2 separate regions of the Homo sapiens genome follow, and region 2 is linked to region 1. A link is a loop called in an ENCODE intact Hi-C map of the cell type or tissue named here. Cell type or tissue: heart right ventricle. All regions are shown on one strand. Links, peaks and the distances in the headings refer to the core of each region. The heading gives the core; the rest is flanking DNA. Region 1 overlaps TTLL5 (tubulin tyrosine ligase like 5). Region 2 overlaps TTLL5 (tubulin tyrosine ligase like 5).

The links. Peaks named below come from ENCODE experiments on the same cell type or tissue, not always from the same donor. Only the 100,000 strongest peaks of a DNase experiment are listed, where the experiment ranks them.
Region 2: a loop joins it to region 1, with 6 times the contacts of the local background. A loop is called at or near these places in 6 of 110 quality-filtered maps.

What each region holds. Positions count from the first base shown.
Region 1 is chr14:75,806,818-75,816,116 of GRCh38, reverse strand. The region is part of intron 27 of TTLL5 (tubulin tyrosine ligase like 5); the gene reads right to left. Among named protein-coding and RNA genes, the nearest start is that of TTLL5, 150 kb to the right of the region's middle. RefSeq lists an enhancer at 3,416-3,921. In heart right ventricle, for the core only: no CTCF peak of the experiment used is centred there; no DNase peak of the experiment used is centred there; H3K27ac peaks cover 495 bases.
Region 2 is chr14:75,883,614-75,892,912 of GRCh38, reverse strand. All of the region lies in intron 30 of TTLL5 (tubulin tyrosine ligase like 5), which reads right to left. Among named protein-coding and RNA genes, the nearest start is that of TGFB3, 94 kb to the left of the region's middle. In heart right ventricle, for the core only: a CTCF peak has its summit at 8,625; no DNase peak of the experiment used is centred there; H3K27ac peaks cover 2,255 bases.

The DNA of each region.
Region 1 (9,299 bases), core at 630-8,629:
GGTTCTACTGTTACCCATTTTACAAAAGGGGAAGCCAAAGTCAAAAGAGGGTAAACAACTAGACAACAGTCACACACCTGTAAGTGGCAGGGCCAAGACAGAACAGAGAGTGTTCGCCTTCCAGCGCATGTGGTCTACTTTTCCCAAATAATATGGTTTAATGAGTCCTTACAGTAGCGGTGTTAGGCACTCTGGGTTTTATATTTCACTTAGTCCTTACCCATTATTCACAGAGGTAGATACTGTTCCACACCATTTCACAAGTGGAGAAACTAAGGCTCAGAGAGGTTATGATAAGCAATTTGCTCAAAGTCACATAAAAGTTGCAGAACTGGTACTCCAGTTTTAAAAATCTTTTCTAGTTTGGAAACTAGTAGGAAAACAATCCTAGTTACCCTTAATTATTAGAGATTTTTAAAATATCATCAGATACAGACCTCAAATTCTTAAAACAGTGATTATACAGAGATTGACAAAACTATACCAGCTTTTCCTTCTTTCCCTTTGATTTTACTTCCCACTTGTTATCTTTCATCAGAAGACATTAAAGAAGTAAAACAAAGAAAAACATCCTCGGCCAGTTTTGTTTCTTGGCAGGTAAAAAGTGACTTGATCATGAAATTACTTTTGGATTATTGGAGGGTTACGTTTATTCACATAACAACCATTCCTGATGTGATGGATAAACCAAGAAGTGGCAGCCACTGTGATTTTGTTTTATGCAAAAGCAAAGTATCATTGTTAATTTGAGAAACAGCAAAAGTGACTGCTACTTAAATGAGAGACTATACAAGGAATGAGAAAACTTTAAAAGCTTCTCACCTTTCTCTCTAAAGGATTCCTGCTAAAAGAAAACAAAAAATCTGTTCCTACCAAATGATAATAACCTGCCCCTCTAGATTAAATATTCTATTCTTAGACTTGTGGATTTTTTGTCTAGAAGACACTCAGCACATATGCCAGAGCTAACACCCCTACATCCCTCACCCAGCAGTCTCTTCCTAGGACTCATACTGCTAACCCATAATCAAGCAACTCGGGGCTGACTTGGAGATGGTCTCAGAATCTTCTTTACACATTTCTCCAAGTAGCCATCACTGATCTATCAGAAAAACAAGTGAAATAAATCATTTTCTATCTTCTAGAATGATCTGTGATAATGGAAATGTTCTGTAATGTGCACTGTTCAATACAGTAACCCCTAGCCACATGTGACTACTATGCATGTGAAATATGCCTGCTATGACTGAGGAACTGGATTTTAAACTTTATATAATTTAAAATTTAAAAGCCAGATGTAGCTAGTGGTTACCTTATTGCACAGCACAGCTCTAGACTCTCAATCAGATCTGGCTAAATGTTACGTATACAGATTTACACCTGACTAAATTTTGCACCAAGCAAATTATCTCTAGATTAAATTAAGTAAGAAAACCTCTGGTCTTTCTTTTCAGCTTCCCACTTTTTTCCAGAATGGGCAGAAGGAGTCACTGAACAAAAACGAATCTAAGCATCAATTCTGGCTTTAGAACTGCCTTGTCCTGCCTAGAGAAGACCTAAGGGCAGGGAAAATCTCCCAGTATCGGATGAGACCTTAATAAACCCTACAAGCCAATTAGGGTTCATACCTGAAGGTTTCTTCCCTAACAGGACAGAAAGATGATGATTATAGACGTTACCAGGCTACATCCACTTCTCTATCCATCTACATTTCTCCAAATAACATAACAAAACCAGCTCTGATCAAATGAAGAGAAAGTGATAAAGAGCACTTACAGGTACCTGATATACAACGATGATCAACATTTCATTGCTAAATAATTTTTTAAAAGAACAGGCTTACAGTACATGAAGAGACAGCACCACTCACAAAATCAATCACTGGCTCACCATTTTTGTTAGTAGTACAGGTTAACTGTCCCTTAACAGAAATACTTGGGACCAAAAGTGTTTTGCATTTCAGATTTTTTTGTATTTTGGAATATTTGCATTATACCAATTGAGCATCCCAAATCTGAAAACTTGAAATATCATGTAGGTGGCTCAAAAAGTTTCAAATTTTAGAGCAGTTTGGATTTTGGATTTTTAAATTAGGGACACTCAACCTATATTAGGATATTAAAGTGGAGGTCATAGCCATTGGGCCAGTTGGCTTCTCTGGGCTAATAACTAGTGTCTGTGCTATTAAATCTAGGCTTGCCAACCTACGAATTCATGTTATTGGTCACAAAGGGGTCTGGAAAACAGACAGGAGATAGTTGAAAACCTATAGCTTTTTTTTTTTTTTTTAATTGAAACCATGACTCAAAGAACATGCCCTACTGGTAAAGCTAATCAACATCTTTAAGTGAAAAACACAAGTATATACACATAAGAAGCTTATAAGTCTGTGTTTGGACCTTTAAAACGTTCTACTATAATCAATTTTAATATGCTACGTTTTAGATCCACTACAGTAATAATAACAACAAAACTATATTAATACTAATGACGGCTAAATTCAAAAACAGTTTGGGCCAGGCACGGTGGCTCACACCTGTAATACCAGCACTTTGGGAGGCCAAAGCATGTGGATCGTTGGAGCCCAGGAGTTCGAGACCAGTCTGGGCAACATGGTGAAACCCCTTCTCCACTAAAAATATAAAAATTAGCTGAGTGTGGTGGTGCATGCTTCTAGTCCCAGCTACTAGGGAGGCTGAGGTGGGAAGGATTGCTTGAGCGCAGGAGGTTGAGACTGCAGTGAGCTGAGATCACACCACTGCACTCCAGCCTGGATAATAGAGCAAGACGCTGTCTCAAACACACACACACACACACACACACACACACACACACACACACACACAAACACACACACAGTGCCTGGATAATAGAGCAAGACCCTGTCTGAAACACACACACACACACACACACACACACACAGCTTGTTCCAGGCAACATGCTAAGCATATTTTATGTATATTAACCTACTTAGTCTTCAAGACAGGTAGATGGGGAAACTGAGGTTGAGAGATAAAATAACTTGCTCAAGAACAAATAATTATTATGTGTCAGCCCCTGGATTCAATTCCTGGTCTGCCTGATGAAAATTCTCCCAATCTTGTTGTTTTAATCACTGTGTTATCTCACTGCCTTGTACCACTGAGCCTTGCGACTTAGAATTTGGTCTCTGGACCAAGAGCACCTGCATTACTGGGAGCATATTAAAAATGCAGAATCTTGGCCCAGCCACAGCCCCAGCCCCAGCCCCAGCCCCAGCTGCACTGAACCAAAATTTGCATTTTCAAGATCCACGGGAAACTTACTTGCATTGCAGAGTTTGAGAAGCACTTGTTACCAGGAATGGTAGCTAAGGAAACGAGAGAACAGGTAAAAGGAACCATTCAATGCTTCCTCTCCTCCACAAAGCTCACGGGCAGGGGATTTTCCAAAAAACAGCAGAAATGCCTTTGATGGGGTGAAGACAAGTTACAAAACAACAAAGGGGAATGAGAAGGGAAAATAGTTTCATTAGCAACTTTAAGGTTTTACTATTTCTCAATGTTGTTCAGATGCTCAAACATTAAAAAGAGTAATCATTAAATATGCCAAGAATGCAAAAGTGGACAAAACAGCTTAGGACAAACTTCAGAAAATTCCAAGATTACTTGCTATGCTGCCCTGAGAAATAGTGGTAACAACGAAAAAACAAAAAAACAAGAAATTTAAGCCTAAAAACAGTCAACTTGTTCCACATGTCTCTGCCCCTGCCTCCCTCTAGCTGGCTGCTGCTAAGTGAGTAACTGCCTGTGGGAAATCTGGTCACAAGATCCTACCTCCACCTAAGCTTTGGGGCCTGCTTGGCAGATGTTTCACCCCTTGCTCTCCTCCTCCTCCCCCTGCTCCTGCTTTTCCTCTTCCTCTGCTCCCACTCTCCTGGAGCAGCTTATCCAGATGTTCCACTCCCATTCTCTGCCTCATGTCCATTGCCACGGTGACCTCAGTGCGTTTTTCCTTTAGTACCAAATCACTGTTTATTTTAGAGCCAATCTTCCGAATAAGGCAGGTGAGCAAATATCTGAATGTGTGGGGTAGGGACACATTGCATGCATACCATCTAGACAGGTGTTTAAATTATAGCAGGAATAAATCCAGGTGATGGATTGAAAAGGGGGTAGGAGAAACCCAGAGAAAGAGGCCAATTTCCGGTGGCTGGCCCGCCCAAGTGTTACTTCTTGTTACTGCTGTTTGTTAAAAGTCGTACTGCTGCCAGCACTATAATTAAAATATGATGGAGCTTCCCTGTTGATTCTTAGAAGATACCCACCATCCACCCAGATACATAACCTTTTGGTATGTGAAGAGGGTTTGAAGACAAGCCTAGCTATTTCAATGCTGCATGCTCTCAAAAATGCTGCAGTCCCGAATGCTTAAGAGAAGTCCACACCTCAAAGATAGTAAGTGCTGTATTGCCTATCACAGGTAAAGCCTTGAGGAAAGCGCTAACGCATGTGCAGATAAAAACGTGGCCCTTCCCTGCCCTCAAGCCATGTTGGAATTTATAATTACTAGGCCAGACAAGATTGTAAGACAAAAAGCAGTATTTAAGACCTCCAGAATGCAGTAAGTGCCATAAAAGAACAGCTAAAGAAATTAAAAAATGGCATCTGGGCTGGGCCTAAAATAATAGGTAGGAGGAAAGAAAAATCGTCAGACAAGCAGGGAGAACATCTGAGAAACAGAAAGTAGTCTAATTCAGCAAAAGCTTCGCGTCATAGAAGATAGGGACAGACAGATAAACAGCTTGGGGAGGCCCTTGAATGTCAGACTAATGATTCTGTCCTTGATCTAGTAGACAACAGTAAGCCTGCTCACAGGTTCTGACAGAACCATGCTATATGAGAACCTTGGTTGCAGACCCTTCTACTCCCAAACACACACACACACATACACACACACACACACACACACACACACACACTCTTTCTTTCATTCCCTCTCTTTCCCCACCCCCTCTATTTCTCCCTCCCACCCCCTACCTCCAGTTAGCAGCTAGTTTCACCAGTTGAGTAGAAAAGTGGTTAATGTCTCTGCAAGGCTATCAAGGAAATTAGGAGTCCCAAATCACCTCTTTTTGCCTGGGCCACAAGGGAGGGACTGCTTTAGAATTCAGGGAAATAAAATGATCAGTGACTAGAGTTGAGAGATGTGTTGCTCTTGCTGTGCCCTGAATAATTTTAGAGAGGATTTTTGCTTGATCTTAAATGGATGAAATAACAGCTTTGACATACAGATGTTGTGCCTTGTGCACACAATGTGTATATTTGTTTCTTCATGCCCCTGAAACTGCAAAGGCCTAAGAAACCATTTGCAATGGACTCAAACTAATCTCAGGTTCACTAAGGATGTCTGCAAATTTCATGCATCTTATTTATCGAAATGGAGAAGAAAATTAAGCATTAAAGATTTAGGGTCAGGCACAGTAGCTCATGTGTGTAATCACAGTGCTTTGAGGGGCTGAGGCAGGAGGGTCACTTGAGGCCAAAAATTCAAGACCAACCTGGGCAACATAAGAGACCCCATCTCTACAAAATATAATTTAAAAAATTAGGCATGGTGGTGCATGCCTGTAGTCCTAGCTACTTGGGAGGCTGAGGCAGGAGGATCACTTGAGCCTGGGAATTCAAGGCTGCAGTGAACCATAATCACACCACTGTACTCCAGCCTGGGTGGCACTCTAGCCTGGGTGACAGAGCAAGATCCTGTCTCAAAAAGAAAAACAGAGAGAGAGAGAGAGAGAAGATGATTTAGTTAATAAGAGCTTAACATGGGAGTAACTGGTAGCAAAGCATTCCCAATGCAGTTTATAATCTTGCCATAGCTCAATTTCCTCATTGTAGCAGGTCCAGAAAAATTTTAGATAATTCTTGTCTGAGAAGGTCTAGGAATGCTGTTTCCTAAGATTAGTTCACTAATTCAAACTAATATTTCTCAGGCACCTACTCTGGGCTTGCCATTCTTTTGAGCATTAAGGATAAAACAATGACAAAAAACAGTCAAGTAGCACAGTCAATATGGAAAACAGTATACAGGTTCCTCAAAAAGCTAAAAATACAACAACCATATGATCTAGCAATCCCACTGCTGGGTATCAACCTAAGTGTCCATCAACGGATGAATGGATTAAAAAAAATGTGACATATATACATAGAGGAATATAGTTCGGCCACAAAAAGAATGAAATCCTGTCATTTGCAGAACATAGATGGAACTGGAGGTCATTATGTTAAATGTAATAAGTGAAGAACAGAAACACAAAAATTGCATGTTCTCACTCATATCTGGGAACTAAAAGAGTGGATTTCATGGAGATAGAGAATAGAATGATGGTTACCAGAGCTGAGAAGGGAAAAAGGGGAAGGAGAAGAGATATTGATTCATGAGTACAAAAATACAGTTAGATAAAATGAATAAGTTCTAGTATTCGAAAGTATAGTAGGAAAATTGCAGTTAACAATTTATTGTATATCTCAAAATAGTCACAAGGGAAGACTTGTTAATGTTCCCAACACAAAGAAAAGATAAATCTTTGAAGCAACGGATATCCCAATTACTCTGACTTGATCATAACACATTGTATAGATGTATCTAAACATCATATGTACCCCCCAAAATATGTAACACTGTGATATATGAATAACCCCCAAATCCTTGCCTTCATGGAGATTACAGCCTAATGTGGGGCTATCACTGAAATATATAAAGAATGTATAAAACAAAGATACTCATAGATTTGGAGTTTGGGCCAAATTATTGATATTAATGGTTATATGCTACCTAAACACTTTCAGGGGATCTTAACTTAGAGACCATAAGTCCATGGAGCATCAAGACAGAGCCTGATTGAGGGTGAAGGTATTTGAACCCTTTGAAATTAATGCAAATTTATAAGTTTGAGTGTATATTTTTTCAGGAGGAGGAATAAAGCTTTAATTAGATTCTCCAAGAGACTTCTGAATCCAAAAAGGTTAAGAATCACTTCAACTGATAAAAGGATAAATTTGTCTAAATGTGCATTCATATTATCCTCAAAACTACCTCAATGTCATTTGAAAATAATGTTCTCTGTGGTGTTCATATATAAAGAATATATATATATATATTCCTTATATATATCCTGATATGTATAGCTATATCAAAATCTGACAGGATCAGCTGGGCATGGTGGCACACACCTATAATCCAGCACTTTGGGAGGCCAAGGCAGGAGGATCACTTGAGCCCAGGAGTTCGAGATCAGTCTGGGCAACACAGTGAGACCTCACCTCTATATAAAAATTTTAAAAAATAAGAAAAAAAGAATATGACTGGATCAATTGAACATGCCATAGCTTTGATTCCTGCAGCCATGGGGCTCTGAATGATCTGGAACAGGATCTGTTCCTGTTTTCACCTGTTTTGCTAGAGCAAAAGGTAATCCTTGAATAGGAAATATCAGTGGACCAAGATCTGTTTCACTCAAGGTAAAAGAAGAGGAAAACCAAAAGTGCCAGATCTGCACCAATTACAAGATTTTCACCAATGGAGAAATATTAGAGAATATATTCAATCAGAAAAATGAAAAGAACTATCTTAAACAGTTACATTTTGAACAGTCCTCCAAAAGCACTTCACGAGCATTTATTAAATCACTAGCCACAATTCAATTCCTTCTTCAATTCCTGGATGCTGATAAAATAAACCTCAAGAAATTCACACTCCAATCACCAGGAGAGAAGGGTTAAATGTTAATTATATTTTAAAGGGGGTCAGGAAAAGCAGGGAATCTCTGCAGTTCCAATACCTCAGCACTAAATTCTCTTGGCATATCTTCTCTTTCTGCTGAGCTCCATCATTTTCATAATATACGTATATATATAGACATTTAGTGTTCCAAAATCCAGACAGAGTTCCAGATCAAGATTTGCCAGAGACATTCCTGGGAAACCTGACAAAATGGGCAAATCTCTTCGTAGGGTTTCCAATTTATACATGTAGATTTTGTGTGTTGACAGGGGGAGTTGCTGCTGCCATCATAAGATCTATTCTTATTGCATCTCTAGTGATTAACAAGGCTGAGTTTTGTCTGGTCGAAGAATCAGTTGACTATACTATAAAATAATCTGATGAGGAGTTTGCCCAACAAATAACTGATAATTCTCAACAGAGCCACATGTTTTGCAAGCTGCTTCAAGAACTAGAGAAGCATTTCAAATCAAGAAAACAAAGTTCAACTCCTTGTTTCTCTGAGCAGGCACAAGTATAGGCTTGGCTACAACTCTGTAGCAACATCATGGAACAACAAGCTCACAGGGTGAAGTTCGGTCACTTTCGTCTAATGAGAGGTTTGAGTCCTTATTCACACCGAAAGAGACAGAAAAACACTGAGGTAAAGAGCACAGAGTCAGACAGAGCTGAGTTTGAGTCTTAGCACAGTAACTTGCCATCTGTGTGACATTAGCAGAGTCACTTATCCTACCAGCTTCTATTTCTTCATCTTAATTGGCAAAAAGTAAGTACCTACACCTCATTAGGGTTAAAGAGATAATGCATATAAAGTCCTTGGCACAGTGCCTAGTACAAAGTAAGCATCTGATTAATGTCAACTGCTTAATTATGAAGGGCAGGTATGGTGTTATCAATGAAAAAATTTTGACACAGGGTCTTTCTTACTTTGTAGCCGAGGTTGGAGTGCAGTGGTGCAGTTATGGCACACTGCAGCTCTTGGGCTCAATCGATCCTCCCACCTCAGCCTCCAGAGTAGCTGGGACTACAGGCACGTGCCACCGCACCTGGCTAATTTTTGTCTTTTTTGTGGAGTTGGGGTTTTGCCATGTTCCCCAGGCTGGCCTAGAACTCCCGAGCTCAAGCGATCCACCCACCTCGGCCTCCCAAAGTGCTGGGATTATAGGAGTGCGCCACTGCACCCAGCCATCAATCGTTTTTAAAGAAAATATAAAAACCTACAAAATGTAAAAAAGAAATTCTTTTCAATTTAGCAAGCATGTGATGACTGCCAAGTGAAAGGCCTTGCGCTAGGTGATGAGTTAGAAAGAACTGCATCATGTAGTTTAGTGCAAAACAGGAAAGAAAAGATGCAAAATAATTATAATAGATCTGTTATAAAAAGTAATGAAGGAATGAAGGAGCACACAGAATAGAAAGATGACTTCTGGCTAAGGCAGCAGAGGGTTCTTCATTTACTTATTTATTCAAAAAATACGTACTGAGTGCATACTATTAATATCTAGCAGGCTGGGAAAAAACTGGTGAAAAAAATG
Region 2 (9,299 bases), core at 643-8,642, 77 kb before region 1:
CCAGACCCCTGACACCAGCCCCAAACCAGGCATTATGGTGGCATTTTGGGGCACTTGCCTCAGTGATATTTAGAAACCAAAGGCAGTTTTGAGACAGGAACAGTTGGAAGGGTATGTCATTGCCTTCCTGACTCTGTAAGGCCCATAGTCTCATATAAAGACAGACTCAGTTAGTCGGTTCATGCCAGTTTTACTACTCTCCCATTAGGAGGGCACACTGCATCCTTCAGTGCAGGGTTTTCAACCTTGCCACTACTGACATGTTGGGCTGGATAATTCTTTGTAGTGAGGGACTGTTCTGCGCTTTGCAGGATGCTCAGCAGGATCTGTAGAGTCTACCCACTAGATGCCAGTCGCACTCCCCCAGTTATGACAAGTATAAATGTCTCCAGATATTGCCAAATGTCTCCTGGGGGGGAAACTGTCCCAGGTTGAAAATCAATTATTTTCAAGTAATGAGCGTGGCTTTAGGTTCTCCTCTTGTAGGGCACTTTCAGCTCCCAATATGACACAGGAGCTTGCCACTGCCTGCTTCAGAAAGCCTGTAGCTTCAGCTTCATTCATTGATTCTCGTTTATTTTGGTATATTTTGGGGCCAAGGAGATATGTGCCTTGTTTTGAAGCACAGCTAAGTCCCGTAGGTTTTCTTCTTTAAATGTTCATCCATCATAGCTATGTATTTGCAGCACAGGGGGGAAATGGATGTGAAAGTGTGAACTTTGGGAGCCAACTGGCCTGGAAGTCAGTAACTCCAAATCTAATTTTTTCTTTTGTTTGAAACTGAGCCTTTGTCTTCAATTGCCTTTAGAGTTATTAGTGTTGAGGAAATCAGAATATGTTTAAATTTCCACAGGCTCACCAGCAGAACCAAATCACACTTATAAATAACAACCTACCAACAAAACAAATGTGATTTCTTTTAGTAGGAAACAAGAGCAGCTGCAGAATACAACTACGCTGACCAGCAGACATTGGATGCAATATATGTCAGGGAAACACATTATCTCATTTAACCCTATGAACAACTCCAAGACATAAGTGATATTTTATAGATAATGAAACAGAAGCTTAGTGCTATCTCTAGAAAAGTTAGTTAAGCCAAGGAACCAGAATCCGAATCCCATTTCAAATTCCAGGCTATTAACAACTGTACTCTACTGTCTCCCATACGCTACTCTACAAGGCATAAATAATGAGATCATTGTTATTTACTGATCTTTGATGCATATGACTTGACACAGAATACCATGTCACCACCACCACTGCCATCACTATCTCCACCACTTCCATCTCCACCATCACCACTGCCATTTGCTGAGAACTTACGAATATAAGCTATCTCAGGCACTGGGAATGAGTTTATCCCTTCTCTCAAAAACAAACCATGCAAGCAGAGATCTGATCTGTCTTGTCCACTGGTGTTATCACCATTGGACACTGCTGTCTAGGGCAATGTTGAGCAAAACAGACATTCAATATATATGTGATGAAAGGGTGAAGACAGGGTATCTGTCTTTGAGAGAGCTATAGAAAGCAGAACATATGAAAAAAGGAAAAATAAAACCAGGAGGTAGATGGCAGAGTCAGATGAGGAGGTGACGAAGGGGCAGCTGGGAAGGATGCACCAAGGTGAGACACTAAAACCCAATCTTGAATTAAAGGCAGGACTTAGGTTCAAGAGGCCTAAGGGCACTCTGCAGAGATGACATGGATATGTAGGAACAAAGAATGGGAAGCATGTGTGTGGAACAGTCTGTGTGCAAAGCGGTGATAGAGTATGAAGAAGGCAGGAGACAGGAGAGAGGTCATATTGCAGAAGGCTTGAATGTCAGAGTCAGGACTCTCAACTTTATCTTGTGCGCACCTGGAAGCCTCCAAAGATTTCAGAAAAATGGGCCAGGTGCAGCGGCTCACGCCTGTAATCCCAGCACTTTGGGAGGCTGAGGTGGGCAGGTCATGAGGTCAGGAGATCAAGACCACCCTGGGCAACACGGTGAAACCCCGTCTCTACTAAAAATACAAAAAATTAGCTGGGCTTGGTGGTGCATGCCTGTAGTCCCAGCTACTCTGGAGGCTGAGGCAGGAGTATCGCTTGAACCTGGGAGACAGAGGCTGCAGTGAGCCAAGATCGCGCCACTGCACTCCAGCCTGGGTGACACGGCGAGACTCCATCTCAAAAAAACAAAAACAAAAACAAAAAAGATTTCAGAAAAATAGTTTGAAGAACTATTTTGGAGACGATTTTTAAAAATGGTTCCTGGGCCTACTCATGTGTTTAAGAAGAACCAATTTAGGCAGTTTGAAAATTTCCACTTGTTCTATGTTCTAGTTAAATCTTCTTTTTCTTCAAGAAGAACCAATTTATACTTGATATTTTTCAAAATATTATCTTTCATCTAGTTTTTAAAATTGTACATAGTGTGCCGTGTTCTCCTAATTTTTCAGTCTCTTCTATATCTACTTTTAAAGTATTTTTCTTATGTTTACTGCTCTTATTCTTCTGGCAGAAGTATGTTTATTTTCTTCTTCTGGGTTCCCCTGACCCAAACTAAATAAGGTTTTGAACTTAACTAATTTTACTGCTTGCTTTTCACTTTATATTACTTTTCTTCTTAATTTCCTTAAATCTGTTTTTCTTAGCTTTGTTTTATGGTTCCTTTTCTAACTTCATGTGATAAAAGCTTACTTCAGTTATGACAAATATGCGGCCTATTCACGACTCTCAGCATCTTCCCTATGTGTGGCGGATGCTACTAACCTATCAAAGCACTCTTTTTTGCTGAGCTCAGGGAAGTCCTCATGGGTCTTTCCAAAACAACACTGGGCAATCACCTGAAGCCAGTTTATCTATTGAAGCCAATTTACCATTTGTATCTTGGTTAATTTCTTTTTCATCTTTCAGTATTTTAGTAATGAAAATGATGAAGATTATGAATTTACCTTTGAGTACATCTTTGACTCCCTCCCTCCCTCCCTTCCTTCCTTCTTTGACAGATTACCTTTGAGTATATCTTTGCCTGACCTCCTCCCTCCCTCCCTCCCTCGCTTCTTCCCTTCCTTCCTTCCTCTTTTTTTTTTTTTTTTTTTAAGAGTCTCGCTCTGTTGCCCAGGCTGGAGTGCAGTGGCGCAATCTTGGCTCACTGCAACCTCCACATCCCAGGCTCGAGCGATTCTCATGCCTCAGCCTCCTGAGTAGCTGGGACCACAGGAGCCATGCCACCACGCCTGGCTAATTTTTGTATATTTTGGTAGAGACGGGGTTTTGCCATGTTGGCCCGGTTGGTCTAGAACTCCTGACCTCCGGTGATCCCCACCTGCCTCGGCCTTCCAAAGTGCTGGGATTACAGGTGTGAGGCACCGCACCCAGCCTTTATATTTAATATCTCATTTTATTGTAAAGTGGTCTGAGAATGAGGCATGTATAATTTCTACTTTTTGAGGACTTAATTGAAACGTTCCAGTTTAGAAAACTATTCCACAAGATCTCTGTAGGGCACAAAGTTATGTATCTATTGATTTAATCTTATTAACTAATCCCTTTATGTCCTTATCTTGGGTCTTTTTTGCCTATACTACTGACTATTATTTCTATTCTCTTTCTGGAATTTGTTATTTTAGGTTGAATCTGTCTTTTCTGTCATCAGTTTTATCTTTGTATACTTCCTCCTCAAATTTTTGGCATTTGTCTTTTAGTTTGCGAATTCAATTTTCTGCAGTGGCCAATTTCTATTCACTGTGTTCAGCCCAATTTTTCACTTACGTAGTTCTCATCTCTGTGCAATCCTCCCTGACTGCAGGCCCCTTGCTCCTTTTATATGATAGCTTTGTCTAGTTCTCCACACAGATGCTCTCTACTCTTACATTTTGTTAAGAATACACATTAGGTATTTTCTAAAATGTTATTATTTCTTGCTTAAACTCATTCCAGAGGTTAGAAGCCTCTGAATCTTCTCCATGAAGCCTTCTTTTTTTTTTTTCGGAGACAGTCTCTCTCTGTTGCCCAGGCTGGAGTGCAGTGGTGTGATCTCAGCTCACTGCAAATCTCTGCCTCCCAGGTTCAAGCGATTCTCCAGCCTCCGCCTCCTGAGTAGCTGGGATTACAGGCACCTGCCACCATGCCCAGCTAATTTTTTGTATTTCTAGCAGAGACGGGCTTTTACCATGTTGGCCAGGCTGGTCTCGAACTCCTGACCTCATGACCCACCCGCCTCGGCCTCCCAAAGCACTGGGATTACAGGCATGAGCCACCATGCCCAGCCTGAGCCACTGTGCCCAACTGAAGCCTTCTTTTAAGCTATACCACCTATTGCCAGGCCCCAAGATATTCCAGTATTTGCTCATCCTTAAAGAAGGTCTAAATTTGCCAAGGGCTTATATTCACGGAGAAACTGATGTGGATGGATTCTGTCAGAGGTTAGCATAAATTCCTGCCAAAATCTTTTAAAAAAGCGTTTTCATACTCAGGTGAAGGACGAGGGAAGTGAGGGATGGGAAATATCCAGCAGTTATATTACCATTTCGACAACCATTTTAACATCCCAGGAGGCAGGCATGAGAAGTCGGATTTTAATTTAAATTATGCCAATATGAATCAGCAAGGGAAGACCCATCATTCCATGACTCTCATGTAGCTTTCCTCCCCAATGAGACACACACCATCACGCAACTTTTGATTAGGTGTGGTTGTAGCACCCATCCCTCTGACTGACGTCACTGTCCATGCCAAAAGCAACCCCAGAGACCTCCTAATGCCACCACTGAGGTCCAAATGACGAGGATTACTAGAAGACAGAGAGTCTAAGTGGCAGAGCTCCTGACTGGCGCTCATGTCCTTTCTACCCTCAGGCCCTGCCCCTCAGAGTCAGAGGGTATTATTGTCTGCAGTATTCCAGGTTTCCCTTTCATTTCCTAGAATGCACTCTCCCAGAAGACACTATACAAAAGCCCTCCATGTTGTTCTTCAATCCAGTCTTCCTGTGCTACATCTAAAAGAAATTCCCCCAGCACCTCTAATACGAGTGGCATTAATTCTTCCTCCTTTTGAGTATTTCATTTTCAGTATTTCCTGGTCATTTAAGTGGTAAAACTGGTATGGAAAAAGAGAGGAGTGAGTTCCTAAGTGCATACATTGTATTTTCTTCAAAAGCAATATTTTAGGATAATTGATCTGCCATTTGCTGTACAGACAGATATAGATGAATAGATTGGCAGGGACCTTTGAAATCAGTGATGTAGGGGGAAGAGTCTGAGGTGAGCACAGCGGGTCATATAAGTTCCAGTTTGAGCTCAGCCACTGAACACCTGCGTACCTTGTTGTACTCATATCCCCACAACTATGCCTCCATCCCTTTATCTTCTACCAAAAACATTTTATAATTACCTACCTTGGAAATGCATAATGTAGAGAAGCCTGTATTAAGGATGAATATGTTATAGATTCAACTATGTTTCTTGAAACTGCACATAATAAAAAGCTGGCAGAACATGGTTAACACACAATATGGTATCTTCTATGCTCACCTCAAGAACTTTTGGACAATTATTAAGTCCTAATTACTTTGCCCTTAAATCTTCTCACTTTAATGACTCATATGTTAAAAAGATATAACATTTTTTAAGCCGGTGTTTATTTTCATATTCTTCTGACATTAATCTCTTAAACATCTTTCATCATACGGCTGACCTCACCACATGTTCAGGTAACATTAATTGGGATTTGGTGCTACCAGGCTACCCAGTCCTGATGGCTTTCCTCCCTGCTAATCCCTGGCAGCCTTAACAGACACCACTGTCCTGGGTGCTGACACAGAACAGTCGTTACCACCAACTTCCACTCAGGTCACCCTGATGAGAATCACCTAAGCCCAGGGTAAAGAAGGTCATCTCAGCTATTTAAGGAAAAGTACTGCAGTTCAGTCTGTGTTTCTTAAACAGTTTTCTTTCTTCAGAGAAGTCTCCCAGGTTACAACATCTTTGGCCCCACCCTTTCAAATTCATTCAGTCTGAGTTTTGCCCTTGTGCCTGGCAAACTTCAATCTCCTCAGGTTTCTTTCTCCATATTTCCTGGAGAGTATGATTCTGGCTCTGAAAAAAGCTCATTTACAAGAGACAGTTCAGATGCATGTAGTTGTTTGTAGGCTGTCGTCCTCAGTTCAGCTGACTGCTTGGAAGAAATACCACAAATAGTTTTGAAAGGAGGATCTGAAGCGGGTACTAAATTATGAAGTGTTGCAAACATTGGAGAAGAAAATCAAGAAAGATTATTGGCACCAGGAAAATGGTAAAAAAAAAAATTTTAAATCATTCCCTTCACAGAACTGACAAATGAGATTTAGCTAAATGAAATACAAGTATATGAATTTGAGAACTACAACAAAGAACTGCTGGGACAAGAGGGGCTGAGGAAAATGGCTTGAAAGCATCAGGATTAAAGAGCAAATGTGCTCATAAAAAAGCTTTCAATGGAATAGACAGAAAACAAGTCATTTTGGTTAATTATTCAGTAGGGACAGTGGGTTTCGTTTTACAGATGGTAAAATGAAACCTTTAGAGGGAAAGCAACTTGAGTATTATCATAAAGAAACAGGACCCCACTGTTCTGATTCTCAACTCCCTTTGCACCAAAATCCAAGTGACATTCCATCTTTAACGTTCTATTCTTCTCTAAACTCAAAACTCAACCCTCTAGGATGTGGAAACTTTGATGCTCTTGGAAATTGCTTCTATATTTGTCTAATGCCAACTTCTGTGCTAGAAGAAGTTTGAAGTTCAACCCAAAAACACAGGGCTTGGCATGGTCAAAAGCTCATTACAACTTCTCATTAGTTGTGTCTCTTGAGGCGACTATGGCATTCCTGAGTGTGACTCAGTATCACCAGTCATAACTGAGGGTTCCTGATTAATCTGAACTGAGCCGGAGTAAAGGCCACAGTAAGATCCAAGCAAATGAAGCAACACATCTTGTAGGAAGAAAGTAAAAAATTTACATGAAAATTTCTTGAAATGCATAATAGTACCTAACACTGATTTAGTATGTATTACATACCAGGCACTGTATTTGTGCTTGACATTCATCAATTCATTTATCTTAATAACCCTATGAGGCAGGTACTATTACTATTCCCATTTTAAAATAGGAAACTGAGTCACAGAGATGTTGAGTAACTTGCTATGCTGGCTAGGAACAAGAATTACTACAGAACAGTGAGAATATATCAACTGATACTCAGGATCCTGATTTCGAGAGCCATGAAAAGCTTCTCTAGATTAAAAAAATTACTTCATCAGTCCAAATAAAGTATGGGGTTTAGTTCATAGTAATGTGCCAATGACAGTTTCCTGGTATGGTACATTCCTCAAATGCCCCATGGCAATGTCAGATGTTAACAATGGAAAAAACACTGGGCAAGTGGTACGTGAGAACTCTCTGATCTCGCTCTGTCACCCAGGCTGGAGTGCAGTGGTACGATCTCGGCTCACTGCAAGCTCTGCCTCCCGGGTTCACACTATTCTCCTGCCTCAGCCGCCCAAGTAGCTGGGACTACAGGCGCCCACCATCATGCACGGCTAATTTTTTTTGTATTTTTAGTAGAGACGGGGTTTCACCATGTTAGTTAGGATGGTCTCGATCTCCCGACCTCTTGATCTGCCCGCCTCGGCTTCCCAAAGTGCTGGGATTACAGGCGTGAGCCACCGCACCTGGCCAGTTTTTTTATTTTAATTAATTAATTATTTTTTTGAGACGGGGTCTTGTTCTGTCACCCAGGCTGGAGTGCAGTGGTGTGATCTCAGCTTACTGCAAGCTCCGCCTCCCAGGTTCACGCCATTCTCCCGCCTCAGCCTCCCGAGTAGCTGGTACCACTCGGGTGCCTGCCAGCATGCCTGGCTAATTTTTTTTTGTATTTTTAGTAGAGACAGGGTTTCACCATGTTGGCCAGGATGGTCTCGATCTCCTGACCTCGTGATCCGCCCACCTCTGCCTCCCAAAGTGCTGGGATTACAGGCGTGAGCCACCACACTTGGCCCAGTTGTTTTTTTTTTTTTAACTTTATCAGGATACTTCATAGGGGGAACTTTTCACTGTTCAGATGAAAAGCCATGCTATTCTTTTTCCTAAAAGTCAGGAGAATATCTGAAAACACTGGGGTCCCCAAAACGCTGTACATTTCACATGTAAGTGAGAGAATGTTCAAGTCTTTATTAGTATTAACTTAGCTTCAGAGACTTGTCCTAGAGTTTTAGAGGCAAATTGGAAACTATTTCCTGGAACAACGCCTCACAGCATGCCTTTTGATACCTGGATTATATTACTTAAATTCTGAAGAAATCTCCGCTTTTTCCCCCCTTCTGTGCATTTTTGATGCTGAGCTGTTTCCGGTTTTCCCACACTCTTGCCTGTCACAAAGAAGAAACCACAAAAATGCTGCAAAGCAAAGTCTGTCCAAAGAGCTGCAATTCCATCTCAGGAGGCTGCAGAGTTCTCCTGCCAGCAGTGAGTTCAGGGCAGTAGCAAGCAGCGTCTTCAAATGTCCAGCCCTGCCGCCTGGGCCCACCTCTCCACCAGCTAGCCACACAGGCCACCAAGGGCCTTCTGAGGGTACTGGCAATAATCAGAGAATCCACAAGGGGCACACTGGCAAATTCAACATTCGCATTTGGCTCAAAAATTTTCCTAGTTAACTACGGGCTTTCCAAATCTGTGAAGGAGAGTGTGGTTTTAGAATGCATATGATGGTGACCAAGGCTTACTGAGCTCTTACCTGGGCCGGGCCTTACTCTATGTACTTCACACATATTAACTCTGTTAACATTTAACAACTGACCTAGGAGGTAGATACTCTTATTGTTTTATTTTTACAAATGGAAACATGAGGAAGCTGAGGCTAGGAGATTAAGTAACTTGTAACCTGCAGAAGGTATCATATTAGTAAAGTGTGGCCTGAGGATGTGAATCCAGGCAGTCTGGCTACAGAGGCTGCAGACCTAAGGATTTGACTCCACTATTTCCAGGGTGAGAAGGCACACATTTCCTATTTTGCTACTGGCATTCAACCACAAACTGCAGCCTTCCTACTGCCCTTTCCTACTACTCCAGAGAGTTCTGCAGTCATTACAATGCCAGCTCTTCCCAGAACAGCGCTTGGTACTTAGTGGGCACTGAATAAATATTTGTTGGATAAATGAATAATGGCAGCAATATAATTAAAACAGCCACAAGGGATTGTTTTCTATCTAAATCCAGAATTTGATTTACCATCCAAGGAGGAAAAAACAGTAATGACTTTTTCTATGTTTTAGGA